Linked DNA regions of Homo sapiens: regions 1, 2, 3, 5, 6 and 7 are each linked to region 4. A link is a loop called in an ENCODE intact Hi-C map of the cell type or tissue named here. Cell type or tissue: A673. All regions are shown on one strand. Region 1 has its middle 81 kb from the start of TMEM260. Region 2 has its middle 12 kb from the start of NAA30. Region 3 has its middle 24 kb from the start of TMEM260. Region 4 has its middle 200 kb from the start of EXOC5. Region 5 holds the start of OTX2 (orthodenticle homeobox 2). Region 6 has its middle 80 kb from the start of EXOC5. Region 7 has its middle 88 kb from the start of TMEM260.

Region 1 (4,000 bases), 410 kb after region 4:
CCTGACCACGGTGGCTTCTGAGATATAGCAGGGGTGTCATGGTTCTGGAGTTTGGGACAAAAGCAGTAGCTTCCCATCTTGTTAGGGAGCTTCCTGGTTGCGAAAGGCCGCAGTTCTGTTGGTGGCCGGGCTCTGCAGAGAAGTTTTGAGAGTCATCTTTGGGAAGGTTAAACCTAGAGCCTGTCTCTTCACCCTCCTCATAATTCTGTCAGCCATTTAATGCTTAAACTAGGTGGAATGGATCCTGTTCTTGGCAATAAATCCATGACCTATATACCACGGGAGTAGTTGTTTGCAATATTAAATATAGCTTCTGGCGGAAAGATGTTTAGACAAGAAAAGTAGCTATCTGAGAAGACAGACAAGATTTAGACTTTCTCTTGATAGCTGCAGCTATGTAGAAGCCAAATCATGGCTCTTGCCACTTGGGATGCATGTACAACTTTCTGTGGCAGTAACAGCAATCAGATTTTGAGGAGTGAATGAAAGGCAGACCTCTGGGGGCCCTAACTTTCACACTAAACTTGAACTCACCCTGAGACCTAAACTTATAATCCCGAAGGTCTAATTCTTCTGTCACAACCTTTCTAATGATGAATAGCCTCTCTCCATTCTCTGCCTCTTTCTCCCCCTTCTCACAGGAGTAAGGACTCCCACTCCACCCCCACATACACATGTGTGGACGGGAGAAGGCCATTTGTAAAGTAACAGTGTCATATAAACAACAAACTCAAGTTTCAAAGGAGAAAAGATAACAAAATCTGCAATAGAACATATGCCTGTGAGAAAGGACAATTATTCCTCTATGACAAGAGGGGAAACTCACTCACATGGCAGGGAGAGGCTGACCATGAGAACAAGTCTAGGAATTGGCTAGTCATTCCTTTAGGCCAGGTCCTGTTTCACTACAATTTTCCCTTTTTTAATTCCTTCCTTCCCTCCCTTCCTCCCTTCCCTCTTTCCCTCCCTCCCTCCCTCCCTCCCTCCTTTCCTCCTTCCCTCCCTTCCTTCCTTCTTTCTTGCTTTTTCTTTCTTTCACCAACTACCTGTCTGTCTATCCATTTTAAGATTGGGTAACACTTGCTCATGGTACAAAATTCAGAGCTAACAAGGGCACAGAGTGAAAAGCAAGTCTCCTGCTCCACCACCGAGGGCATTCCTGGTTCCCTACCCAGAAGCAGGCTTTGTGGTTTCTCCCCTTTTTCATTTTCCCACGCCTCTCACCTCAGATCCTATGGAAGCATCCACAATTGTGGGGAAGAATTCCAGAGGAGAGGCAGAGTCTAGGAGGAGGAGGGGTGGCGACCACCAGGATTCCAGACCCACTAGGCTGGTACCTGGCCCAGGGTTGGATCCTCCAGCGTGGACAGGACAGTCTGTGGTTGCCTCCTGCAGCCACCTGACACCTGGGCAGTAGTGGGAGGGAGGCTGGTGCCTTTTTCTTTAGCATGGTTGTCTGTTTGGTTTTATTATGTTGTGTCCCCACTCCCGCCTCCAGCTTTTCCTTCAGCTGCAAACCAGAGTGCCTATGGATGAATGTTTGTTTACATATGTCATGTTGCTGTCCCTTCAGAACAAATGTGTGTATTTGAGGCAGGAGACTGTGTTTGGTTTTTAAACTAAGTGGAACTGCCAAACACCCTTCACCCAGCTTGTGGACAGGTGCACTATTAAGAGTTTACATAAGAAAAATCTGTGCCAATTGTAACAGGTAGAGAAGAGAGAGCGAGACAGAGACAGAACCTGAATAATCCTTTGGCAATTCTTAGTGTGACACAAGATTCACTTCCTTCTTAGCAATTCTGTGCCTCATGCCTCATTCCTGATAATTTTAGGATCTGCTATGTCTTTTGCTATGAGAATTAGCATCAGCAGCTTTCAAAATGACTTACCAGTTAGCCCCTCCAGAAATCTTAGGACATTATTCTTTTCTTCTCCAAATTCCCCATCTCTAAGCCTTCTAATTCTCCTTCAAATTTCCATCTGTAAAGTTAATACAATCCAATAAGAAAATAATGTGCTCTTGAGACGTTGACATGCTCAGAGCCATTTTATCCTGCCCTTAAGCCTGGAAAGTTTGAATTTTCCTTGGGATAAAAAAGTAAGAAATAATAGAATAATTCACTGTACTGTAACAATTAAATCCAGCAATTTAACATTGCGCATTGGTAAATATAATGCTTGCAACAACCAAAAGTCTCCCACGTATTGACAGACAAAACCAAAGTTATAAATCTACACCTCCTATTCCGAACCACATTCCTAAATGTAAATAAGCATCCAAGCATGCTGCTACATATCTTTACAGAAGCAATTACAAACAAGCCTTATCAGTTGCTAAGTCACCAACACACACAATGCTTATCTGCTATGCCCTCTACTGGATAGAGTACACAAGGCAAGTCGCATTATTTCCAATTAATTTTTGGCATCATCACTCTGCATCTGCTTTAGGAATGCAAGGCGTGAAATTTATAGTAGCAGGTTTAATATTCCATCCAGCCAAATCATTTCGCTACAAGGACTTACCTTTGGTAAAATATTTTGGGTTTTTTTTTTAAGTACATAGATTGCTTCTCCCCTTCTTGCAACCCACTGTCCAAACTCTCAAGCTGTCACAAAACTCAGTACGTGGCAGGAATAATTTCATGCTGAGTAAAATGTGTTTAATTTCACATCTTCTAAGAATAATTACTTAGCATAATGCCACTTAAAATGTATTTTTATCTGCAAATGCTAATGAAGCTACAAAAACCTGACTCATCTTTTGAAAGAATGAGGGTATTAAGGGTGCTTCGCCTCCACTCCCTCTTCTCCGTAGTGGCTGCCTGAAGAGAGAAACCCGGACTGGAAGAATAATCCCCGACTAGATCCTGCTGTCTTCAAGCTGGGTGTGAGCCCAGTGGCTTTGAGGGGAATTTAATCCCATCGGCCTCTCCGGAGCCTCCCAAGGTGCTGAAAACAGAGCTTCAGGCTCCCTGGGGCTGCCCAGTTCTCACCCAGGTCCACCTAGACAGCTACTAGGAAGAGGCTCAGGCCCAGGGTCGAGAGCTACCTACCCTAACGACTAGGCTGGTGGCAGGCCTGTGGCCTTTGGCCTTAGGGATTGTGTCTCTTTGATCATTGGTGCACCCAAGTCATAAAGACCACTGTCCTATCTATTGTTTGTCTTGAGGCCTAAAGCAGTAGTTAACAAAGAATGACAAGGAGTAAAGGGGGAAAAGGAGTGCCTTGCTTTTAAAACTAAAAAAAAAAAAAAACAAAAACCAAAAAACAAAAACCCTCTTTTATTCCTAAATAGTTTTAGAATTACAGAAAAGTTGCAACAATAGTTCAGAAAGTTCCTGTCTACCCTTCATCCAACTTCACTCACCTTAATATCTTACATAATGATCAAAACCAAGAAGCTGGGACATTAGTGCAATACTTACTATTAACCACACTATAGATTTAAATTCAGATTTCACCACTATTTCTAATAATAGTATTTTTTGTTGGGCGTGATGGCTCATGCCTGTAATCCCAGCACTTTGGGAGGCTGAGGTGGGCGGATCAACTGAGGTCGGGAGTTCAAGACCAGCCTGGCCAACATGGAGAAACCCTGTCTCTACTAAAAATACAAAATTAGCTGGGCATGGTGGCACATGCCTGTAATTCCAGCTACTTGGGAGGCTGAGGCAGGAGAATCGCTTGAACCTGGGAGGCGGAGGTTGCGGTGAGCTGAGATCATACCATTGCACTCCAGCCTGGGTGGCAGAGTGAGACTTTGTCTAATAATAGTAATAGTATTTTTCTGTCCTAGGATTGAATCCAGGATCCCACACTGCACATAGCTGTCATGTCTCTTTAGTTTCCTTAAATTCAGGACACTCTCTTGTCTTTCCTTGTCTTTCATAACCTTAACATGTTTGAAGAGTCCTGGTCAGGTATTTTGTAGACAGTCTCTCAATTTGGATTTGTGAAATGTTTTCTCATGATTAAATTAAGGCCGGGTGCGGTG
Region 2 (4,000 bases), 310 kb before region 4:
TAGAGTGCAGTGGCACAATCATGACTCACTGCAGCCTCAATCTCCAAGGCTCAAGTGATCCTTCCACCTTAGCCTTTCAAGTAGCTAGGACCACAGGTGTGCACCACCATGCTGAGCTAATTTTGTAATTTTTTGTAGAAACAGGGTCTCACTACATTGCCCAGGCTGGTCTTGAACTCCTCATCCTCCTGACTCGGACTCCCAAAGTGCTGGGATTATAGGCGTGAGCCCTGGCTAGGCCCAGCCTGAAGCTTTGGTTTTCTTTAGAGAAGTTTTCTGAGCTTGTACAGCCCACAGAATTCCTGATCTGTATAAAGAGGAGCAGTACCTCAATTCTGCCAATATAAGAACATGGGAATTTCATCTATTATAATAGTAATACATGTTCAACATAAAAACATGGAAAATGTAGACAAGTGAAAAATGAAGAAAAACCCAACATAATACCACAACCAAAGGACAACCACTAGTAATATTTTGAAACATTACATTTTAGTCTTTGTGTGTAGTTTCAGGAGGATTACTTTTAGATTACTACGATACACACACACACATACACATATACCTACACATTTATATCCTGATTTTTCTAAACTTAACATCATAGCACTTTAAAAGTTTGTGTTATTTTAAATATTACCTTAAAATTCTATTCATTGCAAAAGATTTCACTGTATGATTGCATTCCAATCTAATCTAACACAGGACCATGCTTAGGTTATGGTGAAGGAATTCATCGCCTAGCTCTATTTTGTTCTTCCTCCAAATAATAAAGTGTCAGAAGGGAAAGCAGCACTATAATGTTTATTTAATGTTTGCACTATAAATAATGCTATGATGAGCAGTTTAGGCATAAAATTATTTGAATGCTTAGGATTATGCTCTTAAGATAACTCCTAGAAGTGCCGGGTGTGGTGGCTCATGCCTTGTAATCCCAGCACTTTGGGAGGCTGAGGCGGGCGGATCATGAGATCAAGAGATCAAGACCATCCTGGCCAACATGGTGAAACCACGTCTCTACTAAAAATTAAAAAATTCACTGGGCATGGTGGCGTGCACCTGTAGTCCCAGCTGCTTGGGAGGTTGAGGCAGGAGAATTGCTTGAACCTGGGAGGTGGAGGTTGCAATGAGTGGAGATCACACCACTGCATTCTAGCCTGGCAACAGAGCGAGACTTTGTCTCAATAATAATAATAATAATAATAATAATAATAATAATAAAAATTCCTAGAAGCAAACCTGGTTTTTTTTTTTTTGAGACAGGGTCTTGTCTCTTATCCAGGCTGGAGTACAGTGGTGTGATCTTGGCTCACTGCAGCCTCTGCGTCCAGGGTTCAAGCGATTCTCCTGACTCTGCCTCCTGAGTAGCTGGGATTACAGGCACGTGCTACCACACCCGGCTAATTTTTGTATTTTTAGTAGAGACGAGGTTTCGCCATGTTGGCCAGGCTGGTCTCGAACTGCTGGCTTCATGTGATCCACATGCCTTGGTCTCCCAAAGTGGCGGGATTACAGGCGTGAGCTACCATGCCCGGCCCCTAATTATTTTTTAAGGTTCTTAATATATACTGCTGATTTAATTTACAAAGAGAGTGTACCAAATTTACATTTCCACTAACAACATATGAGAATACTTGTTTTAGTTAGGCAATATTTAAAAGAAAAATGCTAATTTAATACACAAGGAAAAAATTTCAAAACAATAAAGAATGTTATTGTGTTTTTATATACCTATAGTAATTAAATAAGCAAAGGAAGAAATAGACCGCAAAGATATTAAGCTAGACCTATACTAATAGACTAATTGGCTGTATCATTAATGTAGGAAGTTAGTATCAGGGCTTTAGAATTCCTTGACATTATTCTAAATTTTTCTTTATGTATTTACTTCTGTTTGACTCTGCTTTTTCTTACCCTTAGGCCGTAGTATTTTATAAGTTAGTTCATATATTTAAAAAGGTACACTATATACCACAAACCATAACACTAATATTAACTTCTGATCTGTGTGGTTTGGAATAAAAGGCTTTGAAATTCATTTAGTAATGAGTTAATTTTAGATGGAAAAGTTAAAAGCTAATATTAAATCAATAAAAAATAATGACTTAACTAGAGAAAACACAAGAGGGCAATCTTGCACAGCAATAAAATATGTTTGCATAAGATAAAAAATTTCAACATTTTTAATCAACTGTGATATTTTCAACAAAAGAAATGTAAGGTCTTGTCAGTAAGTATTATCTTTTTATTAATAGTTATATTAATAGTTGCAAGAAAATTTAGTGTCAAGGAAATCTAGTGTTGACATTCACACAATGAATATTGCCATGTAGTTGAGTTGTGTGTGTGTGGTTTGTTTGTTTGTTTTTTAATCCTGGAAAGTGAATCTATTCTCCATTGAGAAATGGCATCCATTATATATATATATGGCCTGATTTTAATTTGTGGAAAAACAAGGAAATAGGTGACACAATTTTTTTTTCTCCAGGATTTACTATACATATTTTTCAAAATGGAAGTAGTTTCATTTTTTTTCTGATTAGGAATGCATAATCCATTAAATATCAATGAAAGAGAATTTTTTATTTTATTTTAGTTTATTTTGAGACAGAGTCTTGCTCTGTTGCCCAGGCTGGAGTGCAGTGGCATGATCTCAGCTCACTGCAACCTCCACCTCCCAGGTTCAAGTGATTCTCCTGTCTCAGCCTTCCAAGTAGCTGGGATTACAAGCACACATGCCACCACGCCTGGCTAATTTTTTTATTTTTAGTAGAGACGAGGTTTCACCATGTTGACCAGGCTGGTCTCGAACTCCTAACCTCAGGTGATCCACCTGCCTTGGCCTCCCAAAGTGCTGGGATTACAGGCTTGAGCCACCGTGCCCGGCCAAGAATATTTTTTTAAAAAATAAACAGTAACTTGCTAAAGGAAGAGCATGGTGTAATTATAATATTAGGGGGAATATTTATGATGTTTTACATGCTTTAATTTCCTGACACTTTAATAGAATTGTAATTTCAGTCAGCTCAGGATGTCCTAAAAATTACAGGCACAAAAAAATAGTAGGTTTAAGGCAACTGCAAGCATCTTTGTATGTGCAAAATCACATATATCTCGATATAACAGAGATAGTATCTGTGTAGTCTTTCTTACCATCTCTCATTGCTCTCTTGCAACTCAAACGAATTTGGAGTTTCTGTGCCAAACAGCATAGGAAATAAAAAGGGAAGGTAATAGAAATAGGCTTTTTTCTGAGCATGCTGGTGAAAGTGAGCCTTAAGAATTCTGTGATCAAGTACCTGGTACTTAGAAAAGCAATATGGAATAGTAGTTAACTGCATGGAGTTTGAATCCCTAATTTCTGCCACATACTAACTATATGACTTTGGAAAATTTCTTAACCTCTCTGTGCCTGATTTTCCTTATCTGTATAATGCAATTATAATGGTACCCATCTCATAAGGTTTGTTGTGAGACATATAAATGCTTAGAGCAGGCGTCTGGTACAAGGTAAACTTTTTGTAAATATTTGCTGTTATGCAAGACAGCCTAAGAAAATTTCTAAAGGAAATAAGAACCCAGATATCAGAATATGAAATATAGGTGTGGGAACCATGTGGGACATGCAAAAGAGCATTAGCTAGAGCTACAAGAAGAAAAGTTCAGATTATAGCCATCCTTTTCCAAGCTACACTTGGCCAGAGGTTTTCCACAGTCCCTCAAGAAAAGAAATTTAAGATTACCAACAGCAACTTATCGAATGCTGCGAGAATTTTGCTCATGTTAACTGTGTAGAAAACCATACCTGCTTCTTCCTCCACTATTAAAAAAAAAGTCATTCTAAAGTACTTTTGTTTAATTCTCATAAAACTCTTCATTAAAGAGCTCTGAAGGTCCAGTACTGTTATTGACAGCATCTGAACTGATGGGTCTTATTTGAACAGTGGAGTTAGGATATGGGTTTTCTGGGAGGCCAAATGAGAGAAGCAGCACCTTAATA
Region 3 (4,000 bases), 510 kb after region 4:
TGTTGTTAGAACTTGGAAGGGCCGCTCGTTACATGACTTGGCTTCAAGTTGTACCTGCATAGCAGGTGCACTGCTTTTGTTTAGATTCTACTTTTATTTGGGGTGGCTTTGAAAGGGGCTGGGTGGAGATTACTGGAAGGGGTGTTTCTAAATCTCCCAAGATACCTCTTTGTGTCCCCGTTGTGCAAGAGACAGCTTCAACTGAAGAGCATTCACCACCATCTGAAAAGGAAGCTGGAACGCCATCGACTCTGAATCTAACTTGATGTTCACAGGAATAGAGGATCATCAAGTACCACGCAGGTGGTACTTGACATCTACAGGGGTCCCTTTAACCCATCTAGAGGCAAAGGAAGTGTGGCAGTCTGGGCCATCTCAGATGGCTCTCTGGACTGCGGTCCCTCTGGAGCCAACCTGTTCAAGTTGGCACACAAAGCTTCCCTCTTAGCTGGGCCTCCATCTGTCCAGGCAGACCCAGTCACATAGTTTTGGGAAAGCAGTCTTGGGCAACCTTCTCTGGTCAGAAGGAGAATGAAAGACCCAGAGGTGGTAGTCACTGGACCCTGAGCAGGAGTCTTAGACATCCAGGGAGACAAACAGTCCCAGCTATAAGGACCTTGATTTAGCCTTTGCTGGAGAAATTATGATTAATGTACCTGAGGAGGAAGTTATCTGGGGTTTGAAGCTGTTTAAATGTCCAGGAGCAAAAGGACGTTAGGTCACCAGAGGCATAAAAGGAACTGAAGGGCCACAGTACTAAGAGAGAATCTCAATGACCTGCCCTCTCCTAGGGAGAAAGGAAGATGGAAGATAAGAATGAAGATGTTCTAATAGAGGGATGAAGGAAGAGGCGCTGCTCAAATGTGCTGGAATCACAGTGATGAACACAGAGCAGTTCTCCAGCATAGCCAGCCACCACGGGGATCCTGCACTGTGCTCTTACCACTACCCCGGGCACCCAAGATCAAGTGCAGGGGCTTCTGCCAGGGATTTGAGACGAGGGCAGCAGACCCTCAAGCTAAGCCTTCTAATTCTAGAGAATGTATTGCTATTGATGAAGGTCTGCCACGTAGATAGCGATTAGGTTTTTTTGTTTGTTTGTTTTGGTTTTTTAAAGATGGTGGAGATGAACAAAAATGGGAGACACATCCATCCTGGCTTGCAGACACCTTTCTGTCTTCGAAGGTGTTAATTCTGCCCAAGTAACCTCACCACACATTCATGTGCTGGGCCCACAGTGATGCTTATAAGTGAAAGAGTTATTGCCAGAAAATGTAGCTTGTGGATGGAAGGGACATAGTATTTCTCACCACCGCACTGGAGCTGAGTAGAACAACTTCAAATACAAAATATAAACTCACCCAAAATATTGACATGCGTGAATGTTGAAGTTGTCTTCAGTTCTACCTTAATCAAATTGGCGAACATAATCCAGTCTTACTAAGACAATTAAAGGGACACTTCTATAATTAGATGGAAAGGTGTTTTTTTGTTTTGTTTTTTCTAGGGATTTCATCATCCACCTTGCCAACAATCTAAAGAAAAAAACATGCAGATCTTATGGCACTAGAGCATACTCTAGTGGTGGTGAAGAAAAGCAAACACTTCCAAACTGCTATCTGTATCCACTGCTGGGGAGTACTAGGTAAATACTTCTTGTTTGGGCAAAAGGTTAGGTAGGATTGCCTCATAAAACAGCAAAGAAAATGGATGGAGCACTGTGTGACAACTCCACGCCATGTAATTCTCCCCTAAGAATAAGGCAAGTTCTGTTTTATCCAATGCTCAAAGCCAAAGGCAAACAAACAAGAATTATTAAAAATCTTAAAACAATCTAAAATAACATCCTACACCGTGAGGTTTTAGCGAAGCTTTTGGGTTTTTTTTTTTCTTCTTCTTCTTCTTAAATCTGAGCCACATTTAGACTTTCCCCTTAGAGATTCTGTTTAAAGAAAGGAGAGGGAGCAGATAATAGATATAATACCTAAAGCAAACTCCCTTCAGCCGTGACAGTGTTATTACAAACTTGAGTGAGTGCCATTATTTCGAATAAATCAAAACAATGGACCAGAACCAATTTTACATAAGAAAATATTGTTCAATTTGTTGCAAGCCATGGTGAAGACTCCTCTGGTCTGTCAAGTGATGGTTAATATAAGTAAGAACATCTGTCCTTGTTAAAGATAGCACTCATAAAAGCAAACTTATACATTTAACCAAGTAAACTCATTGCCATATGCTGTGTGTGTCTCCAAACTGAGGGAAATATATTCCCACGGTTTTAAATGTAAATTATACTCTTACATTCAAACTAACATGAACTAAAAGGAAGAAAAATCCAACATCACCACACACATAAAAAATAAAAAAACTTTTTTTAAAACCAGAAGCTTTGTGTTCTATTGTGTTTAGATTTAAAATATGGAACTATTTAGAAAGAATTAAAGAGATTATGTTTATTTGATTTCAAGTTATCTCAGCAAGAAACATATTTTTCATACCTCTTTGGAAGAACAGCAGGTCAAATGACACATTTGTGAGTGACTGTTTGAAATATTTCAGCCACGCCGCAGGGTCCGCCTGACCTGGGCACCGTAGATCGAGGGAACAAAGGCTTATGTTTTAAAAGTTCCTTTAAGAGCCTTTCTGGGGGAGGGGAAAGGGGGACACGGGAAGCTGTCACAACCTCGCTTTTTATTTTTATCCTATGACACTAATCAGTTTAATTATATTTCTAACCCATGACTTGGGATCATAATTAATTCTTCCAAATGCAAACATTATATTGCATAATTCTGCAACTTTGCAAGAATCAACACAGTTTGTTTCAAAGTCACCCACATTCTTTGAACTCCAGAGTTTCCCAGTCTGTGCAAATTCATTCCTCCCTTTGAGTAGGTTTTGTTTCTGGCTATGTTCAATAGCAAAGGTGGGTCTTTATTCTTAATGATAAAACAAGTTGCAGAACAGTTTCATTAAAGAGATCCAGGATCTGAAGAACCTATTCACTTCATTACTTGACTAAATGAAAATCATACACTGACGTAAGGTTAAATGGGGCTGCGATTTCCTTATTAAATGGAACAATTAATATTACAAGTGTTTGAAGATCATGATCGAGAAGACTTCACTGAACGTTTCCAAGAGTAATTATTGCAAACAGAACACAAACCCTATTTAGGGTGTAACTCAATATGAGGGCTTGTGAGTCAAATGTTGAGCCATTTAGAACTACAAATCTTTCTTTGTGGCCTTATTAAAGAAATTCTCCCATCTCCATTTAAAGGGATAGATTGCCAAGGCCTAAATAAAAGGCCAGAACCTAAAATGAAAATGCTTCTGACTTCACTGCCACACCTGATACTTCCAATACAGATTTCCTCCGAGTGCCGCTTTCTTCACCTCCTTTGCCCCGGGCCTTCATAATCCAGAGAGAGAAAAATGAATTTCATTCCCAAATGCTAGAATTGCTGGTGCAGAATGTAACTAAATATCAGCAGCTGTGCCAGGGCACCTGGGGCCATATAAGGAAGCCTTACAAAAGACTTAGTTATGAACAAGATCCCAGTTCTCTGCTCATCTTGGTTTTCTGTGCTTTAAGAAGGGCAGGGAGAATTGCAACTATGCCCTTAAAAAAAGTGTGTGTGTTGTGGGGGAGGGGGGGGCGGTTCTAGTTCTCAAAAAAAAAAAAAAAAGAAAGAAAGGATAAAACAGGTGTTCCTACTGCAAATAAATGGGACCAAAGTAATGCTGCTACAGCTCATGACCATGACTTCTCAAACATTAATGTACAAATGCATCACACAGGGATCGTTGAAGATGCAGATTCTGAATCAGTAGGTCTGGACGGGGCCTGAGAGTCTGCATTTCTAATAAGTTCTAACATGATGTTGGTGCAGCTGGTCTAAGGTCCACATTTTAAATAAGGAGTTAGAGCAATTCACGGCCTTTTCACGTGATTAGCCTCCTTCTCTATATTACTATTCCAAAGTAGTTTCAT
Region 4 (4,000 bases):
CCCAGCCAGGCCTCCTCACTAGGTTCTTCTGCAAATAAATAAACAGTCCCCCTCCCCAGTGTCCCGGCTTCCCCAGGGGAGGAGCCCCTGGCTGGTGTGCAGGGCATCTGACTCACTCTCCTTTGGGTAACACTAGTAATAATGTAACTGTATTATGGTCCTGGATGGAAGGGAACAGCGGATCATTTGCTTGAAAACACGACCTTTTAATTTAAACAAAAGGCTTGAAAAAATAAAAGTGGGTCTTAAATGCAGTTTAATCAGTCAGGCGAGAGATGTCTAATGAAGCTGCCAGACGGATTTGTAGCCAGGCTGTCACTTCGGCCATCATGTTTACAGCTCCGGGAGTGAGATTAGCACTGTGTGAAGGCACAAACTCGGTCAAAATTTCCTGTGTCTGGGATGCCTGTAAATTTTGACAATTTGACAAATTATTTTGTTGCAGTGATGATGGTTTGGAAAACCTGACATGTAAGAATTTAGTTCTTTGATCTTCGCTTCTTTACACTGGCCCTAGAGAGCATTATATCATTGCAACAAAAGGTAACAACCAAAACCAAAACATTGATAATTGGATTTTTACATTTTATATATACATATATATATATGTATTTATAAAATATTATTTCATCTGGTGCTTTCAAGGAAAACTTGCCATTTTGGCCCATATTTCAGCTAAAAATTCTTTCCAAAGATTTTTTTTTATAGAGGAAAATCACCTATGTGTTAGTATGACAATATCATGTCATAGTTATGAAATAGTTCTTCTACAATTTGAATTTTCATTGCTTTGTACCTTTTACCTTCAGGAAAAATGCCATCCTGTCTTGGAGGTGTTTAAGTAAGTATTGAGGAATTCAAGTCAGTATTTTACTGTATTAGTATTCCTTCTTAGCACTGTTAGACAAGCCAAATCATAATTTTCTTTTGAAATAAATGTGCACTCAGTGTATACTTGAAAACATGCAATCAAAAGGAGTGGTCAGAAAACTTAAGAAGAATAGAAACTTTTTAATTATTGTTTTTCAGTAATTAAAAAATATTTTCCTTTAATTTTTTTTGAAAATTAAAGGAAAGGGAATAATTGCCCTGGGAAAAAAAGAATGGTTGGGTCTTTTTATTTCTTTTCTTCTTTTTCGAGTTTGCCATATTTATTTGCTGCAAATGGCATGCAGTTGTGCATAAACATTAATATTATCCACTTTGTTTCCTCTTAATAATACAGGGAAGCCTCAGCTTAATCTCTCACTCATTTCATGCCAAAACACAAGTGTATTGCTTTTGTTTTACTACATGTTTCATTCCATCTGTTGGGAGCCCAGTAAGTCAATATTTATCACATTTATAGATTCTGAATCACTAGGGGAAAAAAATCACTTCTGGGAAAAAACGTGCATCTATCATTCTCAACTATTTCAAAGTTTAAAAGTGTTGTCTCTGTGATGTTGACTTTGGTTTTTTGAGCTAAAATAATGCAGCTTGCATTATGTTTTAATTAAAGCAATTTTAAACTACATGTTTTCAAAGTTTTTCGTTTTCCCCAAACCTCTCTGTAATTGCCTTGTCATGATTATCATTTTCCTTTCACTGTTGCTTTCTATAGAAGCCCCAGGAAAGAGTTACTAAAAATTAAATTTCATGCTTGCATGTGTTTCTGTGATCTGCAGCGTGTATGATCTCTGAGTGGAAAACTTCTCTGAAAATAAATGGATTACCCTTTTTACTACACTGTCTGATGTCTCTTCAGCAGATAGCATTGCTTCCCTGTGATCTCTAACCCACCACAATTGAAATGACAAGCGTTGAAATGGGGGCCTCACGGTGGCGCCCTCTGCCTTTGCCGGCCCTTTCTGCAGCACGGAACGGTTCACGCCGCAGAGCACCGGTTCTCAAACTTGAATAATGCCTGGACACCCTTGGGAAGGATAGAATCATCTTCAGAAACCCCACAACACGTCAGTGGAGTCCACTTTGAGAAATGCTGACCTAAAAATTAGAATCTTATTCTATTAAAATGGCTTACATTTGAGAATTATCACTGCAAAGAAAAGTTCCGTCTTTAGAACTGCTAAAAGGTTGAGTTTTTACATCTTTACTCTGCTATTGAAACAAAACTATTAAAATTATCTTAAATATCCTGAAAGTCTCAGACTCCTGAAAACGTGTCCACAGATCCCTGCTTGAAAAACCTGCCGGAGTACCTGCTTTTCCTTGCATTTGTTGGCAGAAGATGAGCGTTTGACCTTTTACAAACTGCTCTGTAAATATCATCATTGCTTAGTTTGTGAAAGACTAATGTGTTTCCACTAACAAAACTGTCTTTCCAGGGTTGCTGCTTTCTAGAATAATGCTTGTTTTCCTACTGGGTTTTCTGTTGCTGGTGTTTTTTTTAAAGGCAACCAAATTTGTCTAAGGGATTGCACTTTAAGGCAATCCAGGGACTTTTAATGAAGAACTGATGAGAAAGCCAAAGTCTCTGGTTGAAAAAAAAAAAAATGTGACAAAGTAGCAGATCTCAAAAATATTAACCAAGTAGATTCTCTAATATTTGATACTTTAAACGCAAACTGTTTTCTAAACAATGTTTGTAAGCAAATGTTAAAAGTATTTTTTTCCGGGATTACTGCTTCTATATTAAACAGATAGTATGAACAAACGATAGAGTTGGCTTTTCTATCCTCACAGCAATCAGTAAGTGTGGACTTTTTTTTTCTTAAGAAGAAACACCAAAATAAATGATTCCTCTAAAGGATCTAGTATTCCAAAAAGGGTGAATAAAGAAAGTTTAGAACATTGATATTTCCATAACATAACTAATATGTTATTGTTTGTAACAGAGGAAGGAAATAAACCAGTTGACAGTACTATTTATAAAAGAGCTTTGAATTAAAGTCTTTGGCTAGGAAAATCAAGCCATATTGCTCAAAGGTACTAGGATTCCTCTAGTCCTTCATGGATATTGGAATTCTAATGAGCTTACAACCACAGGTGAAGCTGGCAAAAGTTGTCTTTTGAGCCAACCCACACACCTCGAAAACAAATATATAATAGTTATTCATGTGCCACCATGGGAATGTACCATAAAACCAACAGAAAGAAAAATAATAAACATGTCATACAATAAGCATATGCTATGATGCGTGGCTTCAGATTTTCAATAGCTGAGCTTTATTACAATAACCACAACATGAACAGCTTTGGGAAACAACAACAGGGTCAACACGTAGGCCAAAAGAATCCATCAGTCAAATGGTCTTCTTTTGAAAACCCAGCTATCTGTGTTGAGCTAGAGTTAAGTGCTTTGTACCAGAAGCCTTTGTTCATCCTAGCAGCTTCATAGATATAAATAAAACTAGTTTGCCTGGATTGAAATTTATTTTTGATATGTCATTAAAGTTTTGTAAGTAAATTATTTATTATTAATCTCAGAAAGGGTTCTATTTTAATTAACCCGATATGTGATCATGCTGTATATTCTAGAAGACCCCAAGTAATCGGTTCTAAAAGCCTAAAAATTAGGAAAATGTGCACTTCCCAAGAGGCTCAACATGCCTTTTGTGTAAGAATTAGGTAGCAGTTCTTTTAGATGGTTATTATTTTGTGGGCTTAAAATACTGCATCAAAAATGATTTAAAATGTTTATATAAAATGAAAATTATGTCCTCAATTTCCTGCAGTGTTATTTTAAATTTTAAATATTCAGCAATTTTCAAAAAAATTTAACCCCTTAGTAATTTCTTATAGTTTACATATATAATCCGGCTGTGCTAATATTATTTTATTAAACCAGAATGTGGTAGCTAGAGACAGGGATTTTGTTTCCTCTTCTCTTGTATCCTCAGCACTTAGATCAGTGCCTGACATGTAGTAGGAACCCAATAAATATTCGTTGAATGAATGAATAAATGAATATTATGTTAAGCTGATAAAGGGCATAAATTTTAGTGGTATTTATTACATGAAGATGGTAATTATGGTTATCAAAGTGAAAACAGATACT
Region 5 (4,000 bases), 260 kb after region 4:
AGAAAAAAGGTCGGTACTCACCCTCCCCCCCGCCCGGGCCCCTAGAAACTCTTGACTCCTGGGAACGCGACAGCCAGCGGGTCTCCGGACTGGAGCTGCTGCAGAGGGCCGGGAAGGAGCTGGGCGGGCTCCGGGCCCCTCGGGGGCTCGAGGGGCCGCCAGGGCCCAAAGCTCTAGGGACACCTGTGACAGGGGCCGCTGCCGCGGAGTCCCCAGCCCCAGGCCGAGCCCGAGCCGGAGCCCGGCTGCCGAGAGCTTGCTGCCTCGTGCGCACTCCCGTAATTCGTTAATTGCTGTAAATCCCAAGGACGGCCACATTTGAGTACACATACAGTATAAGAACCGACAACAAAGCGACGAATTAATTACCAACTTCATTAACATAGGTCCCCAAATTAAAGGCAGCGAGCTGTTTCTTTGGGCCCACTGGCCGTGGTGGTGATGGTAGTTGGTGGTGGGTGGGTGGCGGGGGGTGGGGTATTTAGGAAGAGATTTTATTTTTCTTTTCCTGCACTGGGTGTTGTGAAGCAAGAGCTGTCTTCTGCTCCCACCCCCACCCAGCTTATTCACACACACTCACCAGTTCCACTAGCCACCCCCCACCCCACACTCCGCCCAGTCTGTTTTTGCTTTTCTAGGGACTCGGATCCGTTTGAAACCTGTCCGGTCCCTGCTTTCTATGCCAGGCAAAAAAGTTGGGCTGGGGGTCGCACTCTCCGGCTCGGGCCCCCAGGTCCCATCACTTCCCAGCCTCTGGGCTCGCAGCCCGGGGCTCGGGCGGCGCCAGCCCAGGTAGCTCCAGGCCTCGCAGTGTCGGTCGTTTGGTGGCGTTTGTTCTAACACAGAAACTGTTTCCAACGGGGGCCTCCCTCGTTCGCTCTCTTCCACGATATCTTGTCGACCTCACACTCGCATCCTCGAGGCCCGATGTGGTCCCAGCTACTTCTCCTAAATGGGCCCTGAGATTAGATTCCGGGGTTCGTGTTCCCTGCAGTCTGTCGTGGGCTTCTCAATTCCAAAAAACCCCAGGAACCTACCAGAAGCCGGGGTCTCTCACTCGGGGATCATTTATTTATATGTGTAAGGATATTTATAAGGGCGTAGGGAATAGAGAAGACACTGAGTTTTAGAAAATAGTTTGTTCTTGGACTTGTGTATCTTTCTCTCTCTGTTTTCCCTACATGCCCACATCGCACTCCCAGGCCTCCCTCCTTTACCCTTTCTGGCCGTCAGCGTGCTCTGGCCCTGTCTGAGACGGCATAGTGGTGTTTTTGAGTTTCAGTCTGACTTGCTTTCTGCCTGTCATCCACACACTTATTGCTGGGGTTGAATGTGATAACCCAGTCACTCCCTAACCCGCCATTCTCCAGCATTTACTTAAATATTTTTATCTTCCATCTTACATTGCATGGGTTTCCTTTCTTCCCTTCCCTAAAAACAACAACAACAAAAAAAAAAAAAAAAAAAAGAGAGGAAAGGAAATTTCGGAGTAAAGGAAGCAGGGGAAAAGAGGGTAAGAGAAGAACTCCCTGTCCATCATTTTAATTATACAATTAGTTCACATGCTCCGGCCCATAATGTATATTTTAAGCAAAGCCCAGTGTCTTTAAAGAACATTCTGGTAATGTCGGAGGCCTGGATTTGTTGCCTGCTCGTCCCCCCGTGCAGCAGCGGCCTGTTTTCCTCCCCCTGTTGTGTGTTTTTATTATTTTCCCTCTGGCTTAGATGTGTCAATCATTCTCTCCCTGCCATTGGTTGGAGAGTTTGCGTCAAAAAGTTGCCAGAGAGGCGCTTTCTCAGCAAATCTCCCTGAGAGCGGGACCGGCCTCAGCTCCAACACAGCCTCCACTGTGATTAAAAATAAAAATTGCTAGAGCAGCCCTCACTCGCCACATCTACTTTGTATGTATTGCAGAGGGGCCCACGCGTGTTTAGAACTCTAGCCGCCTTCCTCATTTTCGTTCTTTAAAAAAAATTTTTTTTGGTTGTGTTTGACTTTTCATGGAAGGGTGAAGACTGCAAGGTTTCTAACTCAATACTCTTGATTTCTTTTAGGATAGCTGGCTATTTGGAATTTAAAGGATATTTGACTTTTTCTAACCTCCCATGAGGCTGTAAGGTAAGTGTCCGTCTGTCTTGTCTATATCCATATCTACGTGTCCCCGTGTCTGTCGGCCATCACCCCAGTACCTCCAATAGACCGACCGATGCCCCTCTGCGAACGTGGAGTTCTGTAGGCGGATGTATTTTTTCTCTTACAAATTTTGAGGTGTAATAACGATCGTTGCAAAAAGAAAAATGTGATCTAGAGATGAGAGCGGTAGTGGGAGAGAGGCAGAGAGCGTGCTCCTGGGGGTCGTCGCTTCTGCAAAACGTCGTCGAAACGCTGCGAATGTAATCTGGGGTGTTTTGGAAGGTTTTGTTTGTGGTTTTGTTTTTATGTCAACGCCGTTCTGGGCTTCTCCCGCGATCTTTGCGTTTTGGCCCCCAGATTTGGTTGGGGTCGTTTGGATGGATCCCAGGGACCTTTTTAGAGTCCGAGACAAAAAGATGCAGATGTAACTAGATGGATGGATTGAAACAACAATAATAAAAAGCCAGGCGCCTCCTTGGGCCCGCGCGCCGGAAGCTCGGTTCGCTTGCGGGTCGGCCTGGGCCGGGGGCCGCCGCTCGAGCCCCTGTCGGCCCCTGTTGAACGTGAGCGGAAACCGGAGCGGATAACCGAGGAGGCTGGGAGCGCTGGCTTCTCGTCCGCCCCGGCGCTCACTGCTCGCTCTCTTTGGCCTCCTCTCCCTCAGCCTAGCACAGCTCGGTTGTCTGTTTCTCCCAAAAGCTTCCAGATCTCCTTTTTGTTTTTAAATATCCACCACCCCCCAAAATCCAAACCACCCTGGGTTGTAATTACGCAGCCTCCCAACCCCCGGTTGTCGTGGTCCCCGACCCTGGTCACCAGGCCGAGCGAACGTGAAGAGTGTTTTTTCAACATGACTTTGCCGGGTCGCGGCCCGCCCCACGTAGCCCTCCGCGCGCACCTGGGGCGGGCAGAAGTGGCAGCTAGTGGCCCCTGCTCCGCCCAAGGCCGCGGCCGGGCCAGGGACCGGAATCCTCCCGCTGGGACCGCGGCCCCTCAGCTGTTCTCTGGCGGGGAGAGGCAGGGCTCGCCCGCGCGCTCGCGCACCCCCTTCCCAGGCTCCAGGACAATGAGGTGTCGTGGCTCGGGGCCGGGCGGGGGCCGAGGGGTTCGCCGAGGCCCAGCCTGTGCCATGGATCGGCCCAGTAAGAACCATCCGAAGGTCCCTGCCAGCGCCGGGCGCGGGCGACGGGTCGCTCTGCAAACTCCCAAGAAGTCTTCGCGTTGTTGCGTTCAAGTGACTCTTGAAATCGATGCCCGATTTCGGGACATATTTTTGGAAACCCAAGTCCCCTGTCAGGATTCCACCGAGTTGGCTTTTGCTTCCTTCACAGATAGAACTGGTGCGCGGGGAGCGAAGGCCGAGCGGCGCCGACCCTGCGGTGGTGGATTGCTTGGGGAGGGGACGGGGAAGTCGCTCCTAGAAATTCTCCCCTCCATCCTAGAGCTTCGGGGTCAGGATTTCTCCTGCTCAGCTCGGGACTTTTTACAGGCACCAAAAGTTATTAGCAACAGAGGGGAGTAGGAGAGGGAACTCCTCCCCCCAGAGTAAGGTAGACACCCAGACCTCAGCGCTAACACCGGGGCTTTCTCCCAACGATAATTAATAGTCAAGGCCAACCCTTTTGGCACGTTTCTTCCTCCCTCCCTCGCGGGTGGCAGAGTTATTTGATTCCCCGAGGCCAGAAACTTTCACTCGAGTTCGCCGGAGAGAGGCCAGCGCCGGCCGTTTTCCGCGGTGCCCACACGTCTCCTTTTTCTTTCTTTCCTCCTCTTCGTCGTCTTCCCAGCCGCAGGCCAGTCGCCAGTCCGCGTAGTTTTGTTTCCTTTCCATCATGCAGAAAATTAATCAGCCCGGACGAGAAGCAG
Region 6 (4,000 bases), 120 kb before region 4:
GAAAAATAAGAGCAACAGCATCATGGCAGAAAGACATGGACATTCTAGACTAAAATGAAGTGGATACAGAAATGCTTAGTATGCTGCTACAGCCCTCCAGCATAGTAATTCACGAAAGCAATCAGCCAGGGTAGGACAAGCAGGGATACGAGAGGAGGAGAGGCACAGAGAGGAAGCCCAAGACTAGGTCTGAGACTGACTCTATCCACTCTGGGCTAGGAGAAAATACCTAGCATTAGAGAAAATGTATGGAATACAGTGTTTTAGTGGTGCCTAAACCAATCACTTTAGTGAATCCACCTGTCATTTACTCATACAGATATTATTCTTACCAATTTATTCCTTTGTTTATGGTGGCCAAAATCTTCATTCGGATGTTAGAATAGAAACAAAGAAATGTTCCATACCCAACTAACTTTCAAGCCATAATATTGATTCCAACCAGGACATTTAATTATCAGGTCCCAGTTTTGCAGAGCCCTGCAGATCTGAGGGTATGGAAAGGTAGAACGGGAGGGTGTTGTTCAGATCCAGGAATTGCAACACTACTCTTAAGTATTTATTGTTTATCTGAGCATTGAGTGAGCCACAGGCAGGGAAAGAATTAAGTGTGTCAAACTGCATATGTGAAATAACAAAGAGAGAGAAAGAAATGTTACCAGTATATTTTTAAACAAAAGGCATGAAAATGGCGGCTCTTCTGGGTATGGAAAAAATTTTCCTTTTCCTACATATTGACAGCCAGAGGGGGTTATTATTGAGAATATGGGTAAAGTTACCGCCAGTTTCTGCTGGTACTCATGTTTAAAAAGAAACTATGGAAACCAGGAGAAGGAATATTAATTAAGTTCAAATTTGGAATGTCTTTGCCAGGAGCAGATGAATGAATTCAATGAAGCAACCTGTTGGGTTGTAATTCAGTGTTTTGTTAGTACTTTAATAGAATGCTGAACTTTTCAGAAATTAATACTTTGTTTTAATAATCTTATTAAAAAGTTATTTCTTGATAAGATTAGTCCTGGAATGTGATTTTTTTAAATTTAAAGAACCAGTATATATTTTCTTTCTTTTTCACAATTTTAAATATTCTTATTGGTTATAACTAAAAAATGTTTAATACATTTAAAAATATTAATACATTTACATGTCAATAAAAAGCACAAGAAAATAAGAGGCAAGTAAAATGTCTTTCCCCCTCCAAACTTTCTGTCTCCTCCTACCTCTAGATGAAGAAACCTGTTATCAGTTTGTTGTGGATACTTTAGAGATATTATTTGCACTTAACTACTGGCCTACAAGGGCACCAACTGTTCCAAGGCCCTTTGATGATTACATCTTTTGAGTCTTATTTCCTAAGAACACATGCTTTTTAAAATAATATTTTCTAATAGTGAAAGTAATATGGATGCCTGGAGAGGGTAATGCTAATGAGAAAATACAAAATGGGGAAATTATTCACCTGAATAAACCTGGAGAGTTTACAAATAAAGCTTCACTGGTCACTGAAGGGTTTAAAGGAAGTTTCCACTTTACAATGTAAATATGTTGTGGTCGTCTTAGTTCTTAGACTAATTTGCTTCTTTCTGGTGGGGAGGATAGCAATTTGAGAAAACACTGACTAAATCGAAAATCGGCTCCATTTAAATGTGAAGCTGCGTTCTAAACACAAGCATAGTCTGCTGAAGGGCTCTGAACATTAAGCTGCATGCCTTGCTGAGTTTTATTCCAAATAGACAACAGCAGATGGTAACAATGCACTTCTCATAGATGGTAGGAGGGAGGCAGTCTTGTTTCAAGTAATACTATTTCTGGGCGATAATCCAAAATGCGCAGTAGGCAGAAGTTAAAAGGAGGCGCTTGCTTTTAGGTTTTAAAAATATATCCCTTAATCCTGGGTGATGATTGACAATCATGATTTAGAGTATGAGGGGCCTCTCTTTAATCCTGCAAGTTTGATGTTATTTGCGTATCTAGTAGGGCTTTTATTCAACTAAAACTAAGTGGAAGCCTGTGCAATTGATGCCGCATTTCAGAATTGATTCTTGGCCTGGTACTCTATTTACAGATTAGTAAGTACACAGGATCTGTCCTCCTCCTCATCTTTTTGAAATTTAAAGGTTCTAAAAGGCACATTTACAATTAAAATATTTATTGCTGTGTAAGAGTATGACCAGGAGATGACTTTTTTCTGTATAATTTAATTTCTTAAGAAGCAGTCTGTAAGATTATATTAATCCTGATTTGATTATCAAATTATGATATTAGCTATTGGTATTTATAAATGATTAAAATGTTGTCATTATTGACTTCATGTGCTTCGGTATAAGTTCTTTGGAGAAATTTTAATGAATTACCTCCAAGTCTCTTGCTCCTATTAGGTTTCTTGCAAAGCTTTTCTAAGGAATAGATCAATGTTAAGCCATTATATTACAATTGTTTTATCAGCTGTGACAATAATTTGATTTAAAATCACACATTAAAATAAAATTAGTTAAATCATAAACTCCAAAACAAGATGTCATTAAGAAAGGAAAATATACAGGAGTGAAAGTTAACAAATTTTACAGCAGAAACAGGAGTAATTTTTTTTGAGGCACTTAAGCACTGCGGTCAATGTCTTTGTCACAGTTCCATTCGACAAAGCGAAATAGACTACATGTGAAGCCCAAGTGTCTTTCCTGTATTCTCATGATGTTTTAAATTATGTAGTTTTTGGAGAATGTTTAAGAAGTTAAATACATTCATTACAGAAAATTTGGAAAGTACAGAAAAGTATGAAAAGAAAATAAACATGACCTTCATTCCCAACAGTCACTATTGGGCATCGTCTTCTATTTTTTTTTCTTATATTTTGTTGCAAGGATTTAGATATAAGGGCTAAAATGTACTTCCCAGGAGACATTCTGGCTGCTAGGAGTGTGTAGAAGCATTCAAAGTGGGTTCCTCTGGAGTCGGGTGAGTGACACAACCTGCTACAGGTTTGGTCTGTATTTTGTAAGCTGCGTCAGCAGAGCTTTCTATGAAAACCCCAGTGATGGGATCCTTTGTGTTTAGAATATATTCTAACCTAATAAGTGCATGTTGATAATACCTCTTTCTGTTAACATTTCAAAAGCCCGTTTTGCTGTAGAATCATGCATTTGATATTTAAAAGCTAATGAATCCAACTGATAGATAGTAGGAAAATTTTATTGATATATTCATTGCAAAATAGTTCTTCAAACCAAATTTTGTTTTTGCCTTTGTACTCATAGTTTCTTGCCAGTAAATGACTGAGTGATTGCTACAGTGAAAACACTACTTGCCTACAGCTTTGCTCAATTAATTCATAAGGACTACATAGGTAATTCATTAAATCTTAATGAAGATTGGATATAGAGGAGTATAGTAGTTGGATCTAAATCTGCAGCTCAAAAATCAAATCCTAACCCCTTAGACTGCCAAATCCAGAGAAAAGTCAAGGCCCTTTCTCTCCAGCCAGCGATGGCTATCATCCTAGAAACCTACACTGTTGCATGGTTTTTCCTCTGCTTGGAATGCTCTTCTCCTACCTACTTCCCACCCTCAGGTCTCGCACTGCAGCAATTCCTTCCAGAAACTGCTCAAGTGTCTCCATGAAGCTTTTGGCTACTGCCTCCTCCCCAAGGTCCTGGCCCCTTCCTCTCCACTGCCAGGGCACTACACACACACAGACACACACACACACACACACACACACACACACACCCGTCCACGCAGCTCTCATCACCTCTAGTTTCCATGATTTGTTTACTGTCTGTCTGCTCCTTACCTGTAGTCTAGTGAGCTCTCACAGTCTAGCACAGCATTAAAAAATGGTTTGTTGACTGAATGACTTACTAAAATAGATGAATAAACAAACGGATGGTTGAATTTGCTCATGAGATAAGGGTACCCACCACCCAGCATGTGTCTAGCACATAGTACACATAGGAGCAATGACCATCTCTGATGTTATTACTTTTACTGAATAGTTATCAGA
Region 7 (4,000 bases), 580 kb after region 4:
ATGCTCCCTCTTTGTAACTGCATCTTGTGCTGTTTTCCTCACTCTCTCACTCATCTCTCTTGCCTCTCTCATCTCCACCTCTTGCATTTTTTCTTCTCTGGGAGGCTCCATGTCCTTTTACATGGAGATTAATTTAGTTTACCTGGGCTTCTGCAATTCTGCATCTCTACCTATTACCCTCTAAGCACAGCAAAGGCTGGCTAGCCAAGTAGTGCCAATAAGGTTTCTCCTTAGAAGATGAGGGAGGGAAAAGGTTATATTTGTACCTATATCCATATAATGCCCATAAATCATAATATCAACACATTCACTCTCCCACTTAAAAATCTTCTGTACTCTCTTTGCTTACCAAGTAAGCTCCCTTCCCTTCCCCTGATTTTCAAGGTCTTCTGTGACCAAGACCAATCTTCCCGAAAAAAGGGTTTCCCAATATTGGCACTATTGACATTTGGGGCTGGATAAGTTTTGTTGTGGCAAGCCATCCTGTGCATTGTAGGGTATTTAGCAGTATCCCTGGCTTCTACTCACCCGATGTCAATAACATACCCTCACCTAGTTATAACAACCAAAAATGTCTCCAGACATTGCCAAATGTCCCCTGGGTGGCAAAATCTCCCCTGATTGAGAACCACTGCTTTAAAGCCTTATCACCTGCTACTTCCCATACTAGGCCTGTACTCTATCTATATCGGACACACTCAGAGTGATCTTCCCTTCATACTTCTGCTTATTCTCTTTCTCTGGTTTGCGATGCCCTCCCTTTCACCACCCAACTCCATCCACCTAAAATCCTACTCAGTCTTTTATGGCCAGTCTTTACTCCATGAAATATTACCTAATTTCCTCTTAATCAAAGCTTTAGGCATTTGTCCTTTGAATTCTCAATAACGTTTTGTTGATACCTCTCATAACTTTAATTCTGCATCATTTCCATTTGACTCCATGAGTATAATAACTATTTTGTAGGTGTTCAACAAGTGAGTGTTTGCTAATGCACATACATATGTGTGTTTTTGTGGTTGAAAATTGGAACACGGGTGTAGGAGATAATGTTCTTTCACCTCCTTGAAGGAGGCCAGAGGGGGGTCATTCTCATGCCTTTTGCATCCTTCTTCCTGAGCTGCTGGTAATCTATTGTACTAGATGTGAGGATTCAATAGACCCTGCCGTACTCAACAAAATTTAAGGAAATAAGCAAAAGCTGATCTTATTTCCTTCTGTGATATGGTTTGGATTTGTATCCCCACCCAAATCTCATTTTGAATTGTAATCCCCAATGTTAGAAGAGAGGCAGGTGGGAGGTGGTTGAATCATGGGGGCGGATTTCCCCCTCGCTTTTCTTGTAATAGTGAGTGAATTCTCATGAGATCTGGTTGTTTTAAAGTGTGTAGCACCTCCCCCCAACATCTCCCTTCCTCCTGGCCACATAAGAAGAGCCTACTTCCCCTCCCCCTTCTGCCATGATTGTGAGTCTTCTGAGGCCTCCCTAGCCATGCTTCCTGTATAGCTTGTGGAACTATGAGCCAATTAAACTTATTTTCTTTATAAATTACCCAGTCTCAGGTATTTCTCCATAGCAGTGCAAGAACGGACTAATACATCCCCCAAAGCCCATGGTAGGTGCCCTAAACCATTCTCATTGTTCCTAAGTGCTGAGAAAAGTTGAGGCCACTCTCCTACTCCAGCAAAGCCCTGGAAATGCAAAGGTCCCAGCCTCATCTGACCAATCAAGATCCCATGGCCATAGGCACTCACACTGAGAAGCCTTTCTGCCACAGTAAGTCATGTCAGCAACATTAAAAACAAATTTAAGGTTTTTCTAGGGAGGCTCAAACTTTTCCTTTATAAGTCACTTGTCATCTCTGGCGACAGGACAGCTAGAAACTCATAGATTCCAGGAGAGCTTTCCAGCTGTCATGGTAACTGACCCGATGTGGCGCTGAAACTGTCCTCATAGCTAACCAACCATTACAGTGGTCCTTCGCTGGATCGGGGGGTGACCTCAGGAAATTCATTTGGAGTATTTCTCCACTGCCATCTTGAGGTCACTGGGAATAGTGCATCCTCCTTCCTTTTGTCATTGAACAGACATGGGCCTGAGGGATTTGCATGCTCTCTCTGCCTCCCATGACAGGTGCTGCAGCAGGCTCAAGAAACAGCATTGCCCTTATCACTGGAGCTTAGTCACTCTCGCTGTTCTTACCACGAGGCAGACCTGTCAGCAGGAACATGGATGTCTTAGCACTCAATGACATATCCTAGACACACCATGCTGCTTACTTTAAAAGAAAAGCTTAGGAAAGAAATGGAATTATAAAAATAAAAAAAAAGAAAATCTCTTTCAGAATCCCTACTCCCATGAGATGTCCAGGGTTCGAACTTTAAAAAGCAAAAATAAGAATAGTGGCCAAGAAATACATTTTTGTGTATGTGTGTAAAAGATGGATAAAATAAGGCATTGTTTAATTTCCTTCTGACTTCCCAAACAATTTCATATCATGGACATGAATGCTTTCTCATTTTATATGAGTTTTTTTTTAACCTGAATAATACAGAGTCTATTTAAAACTATTTTACCACTTATAACCCTGGAAAAAACTTCTTTCTCCTGGGCAGTGCCTGGTGGTTGGTTTGAAAAGCTAGTGGCTCCTTTTCAGAGTGTTTTTCTTAAATAAATGTCTGTCACATTAATGATTAAAATCAATTAAGCTCAATCATACACCTGAATCTAGCTAGAAGAGAATAATTCAAATGTTCCTAGCATAAAGAATAAATATTTAAAGTGATGGATATCCCAATTACCCTGATTTGATCTTTACACATTATAAGAATGTATCAAATTATCACATGTACCCTCGAAATATGTACACCTCATATATATAAATTTTAAAAATCAATTAAGTTCCTTTTGGAAGAAAGGGACACTGATTTCCTCATTCTAATTAGGTGATGTATTGCCCTCTAGCGGCATGATATGATAAATAGTGATATAAATCCAATGCAGGATGAATTTGCCTCCATTCATTCAGTGGGTTATTGAACAGCTACTCTGTGCCATGTACAGCTCTGGGCTCTGCCCGGGTACAGCAGCAAAGAAGATAAGCCAGTGTCTTCACTTCAAGGAGCATATATTCTAATGGGGGGATACAGAAAATTAAAACTTAAATAAGAAAAATCTTAGTGATATATGCCCTGGAGAGAATTAAAATAGAGTTATGTGGAAGACAGTGGTTGAGTAGATACTTTAGATTGAGCCATCTAGGATGTCCTCCCTATGAAGATGATATTTACCCTTAGATATGAATGCCAAGGTAGCTAGCCAAGACGAAGATCAGGAGTAGGAACATTTTAGGCAGAAGAAACAGCTAGAGCAAGAAGTTTAAGACAGAAATGAGAGGTGTTCAAGGAACAGAAAGATGGTCAGAGCTGCTGAAGCTTGGTAGATGGGAGAATGGCATAAGATGAGTTTGGAAAGGACAGATGATGGCCAGATCATACACGGCCTTGGAAAACCAAAGAGAATAATCTTTGAAGATATCAAGCAGGGGAATTACACTATTTGATTCACATTCTTTAAAAACTCTGGTTACTATGTGGAGAACAAATCCTTTGTGGAGAACAGAGGAGGCTGCTATAGTAATCCTCCAGGAGAAATGATGGCGGCTCGGCCCAGCATGACATTGATGGGAATGAAGATGGTTGACACATTTAGATATGTTTTAAAGGTAGTATCAGTGGGATTTGTTCATGGCTTGGTATAGGTAGTGAGGGAAAGAGAGGACTTGAGAATGACACCTTGATTTTTAATTGACTAACAGAATGGAAGAAAATGATATATACCAAGATGAGAAATATTGCTTGAGGGTTGTGTTTGGGAAGCAAATCAGGTCATGGCCTTCATAATTAGGATACAAAATACAGAACAACTTTTTTTTTTTTTTTTGAGATGGAGTCTCGCTCTGTCACCAGGCTGGAGAGCAGTGGCTCAATCTCAGCTCAC

Evidence for each region. Hi-C counts contacts between places; a loop is a spot of excess contacts. Peaks named below come from ENCODE experiments on the same cell type or tissue, not always from the same donor. Only the 100,000 strongest peaks of a DNase experiment are listed, where the experiment ranks them.
Region 1: it touches region 4 in a loop (14-fold over the local background); 17 of 110 quality-filtered maps call a loop at or near these places.
Region 2: it touches region 4 in a loop (2.3-fold over the local background); 4 of 110 quality-filtered maps call a loop at or near these places.
Region 3: it touches region 4 in a loop (4-fold over the local background); 12 of 110 quality-filtered maps call a loop at or near these places.
Region 5: a loop joins it to region 4, with 4 times the contacts of the local background. A loop is called at or near these places in 2 of 110 quality-filtered maps.
Region 6: a loop joins it to region 4, with 3.0 times the contacts of the local background. A loop is called at or near these places in 7 of 110 quality-filtered maps.
Region 7: it touches region 4 in a loop (6-fold over the local background); 17 of 110 quality-filtered maps call a loop at or near these places.

What each region holds. Positions count from the first base shown.
Region 1 is chr14:56,658,522-56,662,521 of GRCh38, reverse strand. It overlaps a transcript of TMEM260 not described here. Among named protein-coding and RNA genes, the nearest start is that of TMEM260, 81 kb to the right of the region's middle. In A673, a CTCF peak has its summit at 2,387 (motif pointing left); DNase peaks (open chromatin) are centred at 2,381 and 2,841; H3K4me3 peaks cover 1,036 bases; H3K27ac peaks cover 2,256 bases.
Region 2 is chr14:57,376,988-57,380,987 of GRCh38, reverse strand. No RefSeq gene overlaps it. Among named protein-coding and RNA genes, the nearest start is that of NAA30, 12 kb to the left of the region's middle. In A673, a CTCF peak has its summit at 2,127 (motif pointing right); no DNase peak of the experiment used is centred here; H3K27ac peaks cover 349 bases.
Region 3 is chr14:56,553,712-56,557,711 of GRCh38, reverse strand. No RefSeq gene overlaps it. Among named protein-coding and RNA genes, the nearest start is that of TMEM260, 24 kb to the left of the region's middle. RefSeq lists an enhancer at 2,775-2,944. In A673, a CTCF peak has its summit at 1,591; a DNase peak (open chromatin) is centred at 1,571; H3K27ac peaks cover 2,010 bases.
Region 4 is chr14:57,064,916-57,068,915 of GRCh38, reverse strand. No RefSeq gene overlaps it. Among named protein-coding and RNA genes, the nearest start is that of EXOC5, 200 kb to the left of the region's middle. In A673, a CTCF peak has its summit at 1,819 (motif pointing right); a DNase peak (open chromatin) is centred at 1,825; H3K4me3 peaks cover 1,158 bases; H3K27ac peaks cover 3,376 bases.
Region 5 is chr14:56,808,278-56,812,277 of GRCh38, reverse strand. It overlaps OTX2 (orthodenticle homeobox 2), which reads left to right and starts at 1,799. Exons shown (of 5, transcript NM_021728.4): 1 at 1,799-1,902; 2 at 2,056-2,119. It also overlaps a transcript of OTX2-AS1 not described here. RefSeq lists an enhancer at 1-419. In A673, no CTCF peak of the experiment used is centred here; DNase peaks (open chromatin) are centred at 307, 467, 1,757, 3,717 and 2 weaker places; H3K4me3 peaks cover 3,853 bases; H3K27ac peaks cover 4,000 bases.
Region 6 is chr14:57,187,058-57,191,057 of GRCh38, reverse strand. No RefSeq gene overlaps it. Among named protein-coding and RNA genes, the nearest start is that of EXOC5, 80 kb to the left of the region's middle. In A673, a CTCF peak has its summit at 1,779; a DNase peak (open chromatin) is centred at 1,787; H3K27ac peaks cover 709 bases.
Region 7 is chr14:56,489,548-56,493,547 of GRCh38, reverse strand. No RefSeq gene overlaps it. Among named protein-coding and RNA genes, the nearest start is that of TMEM260, 88 kb to the left of the region's middle. In A673, CTCF peaks have their summits at 2,035 (motif pointing left) and 2,954 (motif pointing left); DNase peaks (open chromatin) are centred at 2,057 and 2,957.